2 separate regions of the Homo sapiens genome follow, and region 2 is linked to region 1. A link is an interaction called in ENCODE POLR2A ChIA-PET data of the cell type or tissue named here. Cell type or tissue: Panc1. All regions are shown on one strand. Links, peaks and the distances in the headings refer to the core of each region. The heading gives the core; the rest is flanking DNA.

Region 1 (5,388 bases), core at 331-5,330:
CTCGAGGAGTATCTCTGTGGCATTCTCTGTATTTCCTGAATCTGAATGTTGGCCTTCCTTGCTAGATTGGGGAAATTCTCCTGGATAATATCCTGCAGAGTGTTTTCCAACTTGGTTCCATTCTCCCCATCACTTTCAGGTACACCAATCAGACATAGATTTGGTCTTTTCACATAGTCCCATATTTCTTGGAGGCTTTGCTCGTTTCTTTTTATTCTTTTTTCTCTAAACTTTCCTTCTCACTTCATTTCATTCATTTCATCTTCCATCGCTGATACCCTTTCTTCCAGTTGATCGCATCGGCTCCTGAGGCTTCTGCATTCTTCACGTAGTTCTCGAGCCTTGGTTTTCAGCTCCATCAGCTCCTTTAAGCACTTCTCTGTTTTGATTATTCTAGTTATACATTCTTCTAAATTTTTTTCAAAGTTTTCAACTTCTTTGCCTTTGGTTTGAATGTCTTCCCGTAGCTCAGAGTAATTTGATCGTCTGAAGCCTTCTTCTCTCAGCTCGTCAAAGTCATTCTCCGTCCAGCTTTGTTCCGTTGCTGGTGAGGAGCTGCGTTCCTTTGGAGGAGGAGAGGCACTCTGCTTTTTAGAGTTTCCAGTTTTTCTGTTCTGTTTTTTCCCCATCTTTGTGGTTTTATCTACTTTTGGTCTTTGATGATGGTGATGTACAGATGGGTTTTTGGTGTGGATGTCCTTTCTGTTTGTTAGTTTTCCTTCTAACAGACAGGACCCTCAGCTGCAGGTCTGTTGGAGTGCCCTGCAGTGTGAGGTGTCAGTGTGCCCCTGCTGGAGGGTGCCTCCCAGTTAGGCTGCTCAGTGGTCAGGGGTCAGGGACCCACTTGAGGAGGCAGTCTGTCCGTTCTCAGATCTCCAGCTGCGAACTGGGAGAACCACTGCTCTCTTCAAAGCTGTCAGACAGGGACATTTAAGTCTGCAGAGGTTACTGCTGTCTTTTTGTTTGTCTGTGCCCTGCCCCCAGAGGTGGAGCCTACAGAGGCAGGCAGGCCTCCTTGAGCTGTGGTGGGCTCCACCCAGTTCGAGCTTCCCGCTGCTTTGTTTACCTAAGCAAGCCTCAGCAATGGCGGGCGCCCCTCCCCCAGCCTCGCTGCCGCCTTGCAGTTTGATCTCAGACTGCTGTGCTAGCAATCAGCGAGACTCCGTGGGCGTAGGACCCTCCGAGCCAGGTGTGGGATATAGTCTCGTGGTGCGCCGTTTCTTAAGCCGGTCTGAAAAGCGCAATATTCGGGTGGGAGTGACCCGATTTTCCAGGTGCCGTCCGTCACCCCTTTCTTTGATTAGGAAAGGGAACTCCCTGACCCCTTGTGCTTCCCGTGTGAGGCAATGCCTCGCCCTGCTTCGGCTCGCGCACGGTGCGCGCACCCACTGACCTGCGCCCACTCTCTGGCACTCCCCAGTGAGATGAACCCGGTACCTCAGATGGAAATGCAGAAATCACCCGTCTTCTGCGTCGCTCAGGCTGGGAGCTGCAGACCGGAGCTGTTCCTATTCGGCCATCTTGGCTCCTCCCCAAATTGGTACTTATTAATCATTGTGAAATTTCCCTCCTTATCTCTGGTGATACTGAAATGTTCTGTATGTACTTTGTTTTATATTAACAGAACCTCTCCAGTTTTCTTATGATTAATATTTCCTTGTTTGTCTTTTTCTATCTTTTAACTTTAACTTATATATTTTATATATTTATATATTATATAATTTATATATTTTATATATTTATATTTAACATATGTCTTTTATATTTAATATGTGTCTTTTGTAAACAGCATATAGTTAGCTATTTCCTTTTTTTTGTAGAGTCAGGGTCTTGCTTTCTTTCTCAGGCTGGTCTCAAAATCCTGGCCTCATGTGATCCTTCTGCCTCAGTCTCCCAAAGTACTGCAATGGCAGATATGAGTCACCCTGCATGGCTGGTGTTTCCTTTTTAATCAAATCTTAAAATCTTTTTTTGACTGGATTTTTTGGTCTATTTATATTTAATGTAATTATTATGTGGAGTATTACTGTGCCAATTTGATATTCACTTTCTAATTTTTGGCTCTGTTCTTCATGATTTTCTCCCTACTTTTCTGCCTGTTTTTGAACCAACTAAATACTTTCTATTATTTTATTTTATCTTTCCTTTTGGTTTATTAGCCATCCCTCTGCTTTATTTCTCAGAGGTAATTTTAGGGTTCATAATACACATCTTTAGCTTATCACTGTCAACCTTCAAATAATATATATTACTTCATATATAAATACTCTTTAACACTCTATCTCCATTTCAGCCCTATCTTTTGTGCTGTTGTTATGTGTTTTACTTGTTCATGTGCTGTGAACCCTATAATACATTATTTTTTCTTTTTAAATAGTTGTCTTTTAAAAACTTTAAGAGTTGAGAAAAAATTTAAATACATACATGTATTTACCATTTCTGGCTCTCTCAGTTTTGTTTTTTGTTTTTTGTGTTTTTTTTTTTTGAGACAGAGTCTTGCTCTGTCGCCCAGGCTGGAGTGCAGTGGCTCAACTCACTACAGCCTCCACTTTGTGGGCTCTAGCAATTCTCCTGCCTCAGCTCCCCAGGTAGCTGGGATTACAGGCACATGCCACCACGCCCAGCTATTTTTTGTATTTTTAGTAGCGATGGGGTTTCACCATGTTGGCCAGGCTGGTCTCGAACTCCTGACTTCAAATGATCTGCCCGTCTCAGCCTCCCAAAGTGCTAGGATTACAGGCATGAGCCACTGCGCCTGGCTCCATTTCTGGCTCTTTTTATTCTTTTATGTAGCTCTCAGCCCAAAGGAAGATGTGCTAGCCGCAAAGTCTCTCAGCTTTTCGTCTATCTGAAAATACTGTATTTTGCCTTCATTTTTACAACATTTTCTTTGGATGTGATTTCTAAGTTGACAGGTTTTCTTGCCACCACATCAGATGTTCCAATTTTCTCTGATTTGAGTAGTTTCTGATAAGAAATCAGTGATAATAGATAATTGAGAACAACTCATAATCAGTTGTTCTCATGTTTGTTTTTGATATGTCTTTTCTTATTCCCTCTGGCTGCTTTTAACATTTTTTTATTATTAATTTTACATATTACTGGTTTACATCAATTGGATTATAACATACTATGGACTAGTTTTCTTTGTGTCTATCTTGCTTGAAGTACACTGAATTTCTTGTAGCCATGGATTTATATTGTTCATGTTATTTAAAAGGTTTCAACCATTATTTCTGTAAATATTTTTCCCCACTTCAACTTCTCTTTTGTCTCCTCCTGGTATTCCAGTTACACACTTACTAGACTCCTTTATATTGTCCCAGAGCTCACAGAGATGCTATTCACTTCCCTCAGCATTTTATTTTTTGTGACATCCTCCCATTTATATAATTTATATTCTTCTATCTTAACCTCTCTTATGGACTGTCTAATCTGCTATTAACCTCTCTTATCGACTGTCTAATCTGCTATTAAACTCATCTCATAATTTTTTCCTTTTAAATATTACATCTTTCAATTCTAGAATTTCCATTTTATTATGCTACATTTCCCTTTATTCAGATTCCCTATTTGTTCTCTCACTATGCTTATGCTATCCTTTAAATTCTTGAATATAATTATAACAGTTGTTTTCAAATTCTTATTTACTAATTTTATCACCTTTCCCATTTCTTTATTTCTATTTTTCTGACTTTTCTATAGTTATGGATCACATATTTATGTTCATTTACATATGTAGTAAATTTGATTGTACAGTTGATATTGTAAAAATTACATTTTTGGAGAATTTTCTCTTCTTTCATAATAGAATTTTGTGTTTTGTTCCATTCGGCATTGAATTTGCTCAAGGATTAACATGTTCCTTTTGAGATTTATTCATAAACTTTTAAAGACTAGAATTATGTCTACCTTAGGGTTCTACTAATTCTATTCCTAAAGTATTGCTTTTCTATAAGTTTTATTGCATATCTGGGATGTTTAGCAAAATGTCTCCACTCTGGCAGATCAGAATGCAATCATCTTCTAGCCCTGTGCAAACTCTGGGGTTTGTTTAGCTCACAGTTCCCCAGTATTTTTTCCCTCTGGTAAATGCTTCTAGCATAGCTTTATGAAATTTTTCTGTGTATATACACAGGCTAATACTCAGCCAAAGACTCAAGGGGCTCCCTATGCAGATTTCTGGAGTTCCTTCTCTACTCAGCTTCCTTTTCCCTCTTATCCTGTTTCCAGAAACTCCAACTGTTTCAGTAGTCTTAAATTCTGGCCTTTATCTTTTTTAGCTCAGTGAGGCAACTGTGATGTTTTGGCTTTTTTTTCACTGCCCTACAGTCCAAAAGTGCCTTCAGGCAGAAAGCCACGGTTATTGTGGGGATTATCTTGTTTGTTTCCCAGCTCTCAGAGAGCACAGTCTTCCACTACCTTTGGTTCAACATCAGAAAACAGTTATATTATTTATCCAGGCTTATGATTGTTTACTACAAGAAGGCTAGTGCACTTCATCATGGCAAGAAACTAAAGTTCTAACAAATATTTAATGTATGACTACTTGGTACAAGTGCTGTGTTCATCTTTGAGCTTTGCAGACAAATGGTACCTCTCAGGCCTCACGTAGTACAGTACCTTGTGGGAAAGACACCCAGATAATTAAATTCAATGATTTCAGAGAAGTTTTAATAGAGGAATGTATTCAGTGACATAGAGATTGAGAGGAGAGACATTTAACTGTCTGAAGAAGTCAGCACAGGATTCCTAGAGGAAATGGAATTTTGCAGGGAATTTTTATTTTGCCAGTTGGAAAATAGAAAGATACCTTAAGCACGTGCACAAAAGAATGAAAGTGACTATGTGTCTCTGGAGGAAGGGGATATAGTAAGATGCACTAGGTCACTATTGTATAGATTACATAAGGGTGGAGAAAAACTGTTAAACCTGAAAAATAAGGTCCAGACCATGCAAGTCCATTAATGTCACGTTATATAGACAATTTTAGCCTGTATGGGAACATAACAGCATAATGATTAAAAGCAAGGTTTCTGTGAGTTCCAGTCCATGACGTTATAGCTGGGACTTTGGGTACATTTATAATAAACTTCATGGACCCTTTTGATTTGTTTTTTTTTAATAGGATAATATTAGGACCTGTCTTCTTATCCTATTGATGGTTACTTTAGCTAACGTCTGTTAAGCACTTAGCCCAGTGTCTGGCATTTAAGTACTCAAAATTGGTAGCTGCATATGTCATTGTTACTATTTGTGCCAAAAAATGTAGCCAGAGTTGGTTTGTGAGATGCTTTGTTTTGTGACTAGGTATGTATTTTCATTCAACCTTGTTGTCTGAATGAGGGATAAATCGCATGTAGGAGAATGATTTAAAGAAGGCTAGAA
Region 2 (5,388 bases), core at 181-5,180, 100 kb after region 1:
CAGGAGAGAGAGAGATGGCATGGCCAGAGGAGAGAGAGAGAGATGGCATGGCCCAGGAGAGAGAGAGATGGCATGGTCTGAAAGAGAGAGAGAGAGATGGCATGGCCCAGGAGAGAGATGGCATGGCCTTGGGCATGGGAGATCAGAACAGGTCTCATTCCTCCAAGATAAAGGGTAGAGGGAGAAATTGCTCCAGCTTCTCTAATTTCTCCTTTCCTACCTACAACAAAGCCCTGCCCTCTATAAACCCCACCCCCTCCCCACCCCCACCCCTGCAGCTCCAGAGCCAGGAGGCTGGGACTCAAGTTCAGAGAAGGGAGGATGGGGCTCAGGCTGAAGTGCTGGCTGCAAAAGCAGAGGGAAGGAAAAGAAGGAGTGAGGGAATTTCCCCAAAGTCTAGAACAAACAAGCTGAGAGGGGAGAATTGAGCAAATTTAGTCAATTCCGGTGTGGGGGGAATGTTCCTGGGTAATCTGGGAAACTAGATAAGTTGAAGGTTGCCTGTGATTGTGTTTGTCAACACACAGGTGATCTAGTGGAAAGTTACATGGACGATGAAAAAAAAATGGCTAACATTCAGGAAGCATTCAAGTCAATGGCTGACTCTACACTAAGCAGCTTACATATTATGTCTTCATGAAGTAGGCATTATTCCCCATTCATACATGGTGACTGTATGTCATACCAGTACCTGAGTTACATGGACACCCAAACTGCCTGAGGCCTGGAATCAGACTCTTGCTCTATCCACTAGGTTGCTTTATAACCTCCTGGGCTCTGTCACTGCCTACAAGCTTTACGACTTCCAGCAGATTAACTTTTCTGAGCTTTAGGATTTTTTACCAGTAAAAGAAGTTATGCTAAGTATTCCCCAAAAGATTTTGAGGTTCAGATAAAATAGCAAGTTGAAATGCAGGTTGCTTCATGAGTCTCAAACACCAACCTAATCGCTATTAGTAGTGGCCATGGCCTCTGACATTCACAAGGCCAGCCACTTAGAGAGTGGACATTTAGTTCTCAGCACCACTGGGTTGACATTTTAATTCTGTTTTAAATAAAACCATTACTCACTAATGTAACTAATGTTTTATTGTTGCTAATTCCAGAACCATTACACTATGGAGCCAGAAGTTAAAAAGAATTTAACTGAAGACCAAAACATGCTCAGTAGCAAATGCCTCTTTTATAAATAATTTCTGTTCCCAATTCTAACTTGGAAATTAAACAATACACTCCTGAACAACCAAGGGATCAAAGAAGATATCCAAAAGTATCTTGAGAGTAGTGAAAATGGAAACACACATAACTAAATGTGTGGACTTCAACAAAAGTGGTCCTAAGAGGGAAGTTTATAGTAATAAGTACCAATATTAAGAAAAAACAAAGGTCTCAAATAAACAACCTAACTGTATACCTCAAGGAAGTAGAAAAAAAGAACAAACTGAGCCCAATGTTAACAGAAGGAACTAAAGATTACTTCTGAATACATAAAACAGAGACTAGAAAGACAATATAAAAAATCAACAAAACTAAGAGATCTTTTTAAAAAAGGATAAAATTAACAATTATCTGGGCTATCTAAGAAAAAATAAAGAGAAAACTCAAATAAATAAAATTATAAATGAAAAAGAAGACATTAAAAGTGATACCACAGAAATTCAAAGAATGTATTTTATGTCAACAAATTGGATAATCTGGAATAAGTGGATAAATCCCTAAAAACATACAACCTACCATGAAGGAATAGAAAATCTAAACAGTCCAATAATGAGTAAGGAGACTGAGTGAGTAATGAAAAACTTCCCAATAAAGAAAAGCTCAAGACCAGATGGTTTCATAGGTGAATTCCAACAAACATTTAAAGAGGAACTAAAACCAATCCTACTCAAACTCTTCCAAAAAAAAAAAAAAGATGAAGAGGAGAGAAAACTTCCTAATTCATTTTATGAAGTCAGCATCACCCTCATACAAAAGCCAGACAAGGATAATACAAGAAAGGAAAACTATAGGAAAATATCCCAGATAAACATAAATGGGAAAATGTAATAAAATAAATATAGCAAACTGAATTCAACAGCATATTTAAAAAATCATTAATCGTGATGAAGTGGGATTTACCCCTGGGATGCAATGATGGTTTAACATATGCAAATCAGTAAATATGATATACTACATTAACAAAATTTAGAAGAAAAACTATATGATCATCTCAACGGATGCAGCAAAAGCATTTGACAAAATTCAGCATCCTTTCATGATTAAAAAAGACTCTCAAGAAATTAACTATAAAAGAAATGTAATTCAACACAATGAAGACCATATATAACAAGCCCACAGCTAACATTATACTCAATTGTGAAAAGCTGAAAGCTTTTTCTCTAAGATAAGGAGTAAGACAAGAGTGCCCACTCTGGCCACTTCTATTCAGCACAATACTAGAAATCCTAGCCAGCGCAATTAGAAAAATAAAAATAAGGACATCCCATTCAGAAAGAAAGAAGTTAAATTGTCTCTGTTTACAGAGGTATGACTTTATATACAGAAAGCTCTAAAAACGCCATCAAAACAGTTAAAACTGATAAACAAATTCAGTAAAGTTTCAGAATACAAAGTCAACATACAAAGATCAGTAGCATTCCTATACATTGACAACAAACTAGCCAACCCCTGCCCCCGCCAACAACAACAAAAAAAAACAAAACTGAGAGGCCAGGCACAGTGGCTCATGCTCCCAGCAGTCTGGGAGGTCGAGGCAGGCAGATCACCTAAGCTCAGGAGTTTGAGACCAGCCTGGCCAACATGGTGAAACTTGCCTCTACTTAAAACACAAAAAAAATTAGCCAGACATGGTGGTGGGTGTCTGTAGTCCCAGCTACTTTGGGAGGCTGAGGCAGGAGAATCACTTGAAGCCAGGAGGCAGAGGCTACAGTGAGCCGAGATCGTGCCACTGCACTCCAGCCTGGGTGGCAGAGTGAAACTCCATCTCAAAAAAAAAAAAAAAAAAAAAGAAAGAAAGAAAGAAACAGAAGATTCCATTTACAATCCCATAAAAATATTAAAATACAGTCATATGGTGCTTAATGACACGGATATGTTCTGAGAAATGTCTTAAGTGATTTTGTCATCGTGCAAACATCATGGAGTGTACTTAGACAAACCTTAATAGTACAACCTGCTACACACCTAGGCTATATGGTATAGCCTATTGCCCCTAGGATACAAAACCAAACAGCATGTTACTGTACTGAATACTATAGGCAGTTGTAACACAATGTGTATCTAATAGAAAAGTTAATGTGCTGCACTGCAACGCTAAGGCAGCTAAGACATCACTAGCGATAGGAAATTGTATATGTGGTCCAACATTAATTGAAACATTGTTATACAGCACATGACTTTACTTAAGAATAAATGTAACCAAGGAAGGAAAAGTTCTATACACTAAAAACTACAAGACATTGAGAAAGAAATTGAAGACATAAACAAATAGATGTCTCATGTTCATGGATTGGAAGAATTAATATTGTTAAAATGCCCATGCTAACCAAATTGATCTACAGATTCAATCCAATTCCTATCAAAATTCCAATGGCATTATTCACAGAAATAAAACAAACAATTCTAAAATTCATAGGGCTCCATAAAAGACCACAAATATCCAAAGCAATCTGGAGAAAAAAGAATAAAGCTAGAGGCATCACACTTCCTGACTTCAAACTATATTAAAAGTAAATAATTAAAGCTATAGTGATCAAAACAGCATGGGACTGGCATAAACACAGACACATAGACCAATGAAACTGAATAGAAAAACCAGAAATAAACCCATGCATCTACAGCCAATCTTTGGCAAGGATGGTAAGAGTTCACAATAGGGAAAGCTTAGGCTCTTCAATAAATGGTGTTGAGAAAACTGCACATCCTCATGCAAAAGAATGAAATTGGACACTTATCTTATACCATATATGAAACTTGAAGTGGATTAAAGACAAATGTAAGATCTGAAACTGTAAATCTCCCAAAAGAAAACACAGAGGGAAAGCTCCTTGGCATTGGCCTTGGCAATAATGTTACGGATATGATCGATACCAAAAGCACAGACAACAAAAACAAAAATAAAAAGGTGGGACTACATCAAACTGAAAAGCTTCTGCACAAAAAAGGAAACAATCAACAAAATTAAAAGGCAACCGACAGAGAAGAAGATATTTGTAAATCATGTATCTGATAAGGAGTTGATATTGCAAGATACATATACAAGAAACTCATAAATCTCAATAGAAACAACAACAACAAAATAACGTGATTGAAAAATGGGCAAAGAACCTGAATAAATATTTTCCAAAGAGCACATACAAATGGCCAATATGTATTTTAAAAAGTGCTCAACATCATTAATCTTCAAGAAAATTCAAATCAAAACTGCAGTGAGATATTACCTCACACCTGTTAAAATGGCTTAAAAAATAAGAAGTGTTGATGAGGATGTGGAGAAAAGGGAACTCTTGTACACGGTTGCTGGGAATGTAAATTTATACAGCCATTATTGAAAACGGTATGAAGATTCCTCAAAAAATTAGAGATAGAACTACCATACAATCCAGGCAATCCACTTTGGGGTACATATTCAAAGGAAACAAAATTAGTATCTCAAATATCTGCACCCTCATGTTCATTGCAGCATTATTCACAATAGCAAGATATGGAAACAAGCTAAGTGTCTGTTGATGAATGATACATACACACACACACACACACACACACACACACACACACAAATGGAATATTATTCAGCCTTTACAAAGAAGAAAATTCTGTCATTTGTGACAACATAAATGAACGCAAAGGGCACTGTGTTAAGTGAAATAAGCTGGGCACAGAAAGACAAATACCATGTAATCGCACTAACATTCTACTCTCAAATTCTATGAGTTCAACTTACTTAAAAAGTAAGGGGCTGGTAGGTGGGAGTGGGGATGCACAGGTACTGGTTAAAGGATGCAAAATTTTAGTTAGATAAGAGGAGTAAGTTCAAGAGCTGTATTGTACAACATGGTGACAATAGTTAATAACAATGTTTTGGATTTTTGAAAATTGCTGAGAGTAAATTTTAAGGGTTTTTACCACAGAAAAAGTATGTGAGGTAATAGTATACATGGGCTAATTAGCTTGATTTAGCCATTCTACAATGTATACATATTTCAAAATATCATGTTGTACACCATAGACATATACAATTTTCATCAATTACAAAGTAATTAATTTAAAAAATAAATTAAATTAAATGTTTACACATAAAAAAAAAAATGCCTTATGATTAGCCAGCTTCCCTGAGATGGTTTTTTGTGAATAAGTATTTTTATTTTTAAAATCCTGCTTTTAAAAAAA

Evidence for each region. Peaks named below come from ENCODE experiments on the same cell type or tissue, not always from the same donor. Only the 100,000 strongest peaks of a DNase experiment are listed, where the experiment ranks them.
Region 2: POLR2A ChIA-PET joins it to region 1 with 6 read pairs; 2 of 35 experiments call an interaction of 5 or more read pairs at or near these places.

What each region holds. Positions count from the first base shown.
Region 1 is chr3:187,408,270-187,413,657 of GRCh38, reverse strand. No RefSeq gene overlaps it. Among named protein-coding and RNA genes, the nearest start is that of LINC02041, 36 kb to the left of the region's middle. In Panc1, for the core only: no CTCF peak of the experiment used is centred there; no DNase peak of the experiment used is centred there; H3K4me3 peaks cover 273 bases; H3K27ac peaks cover 3,009 bases.
Region 2 is chr3:187,306,873-187,312,260 of GRCh38, reverse strand. No RefSeq gene overlaps it. Among named protein-coding and RNA genes, the nearest start is that of MASP1, 18 kb to the right of the region's middle. In Panc1, for the core only: no CTCF peak of the experiment used is centred there; no DNase peak of the experiment used is centred there.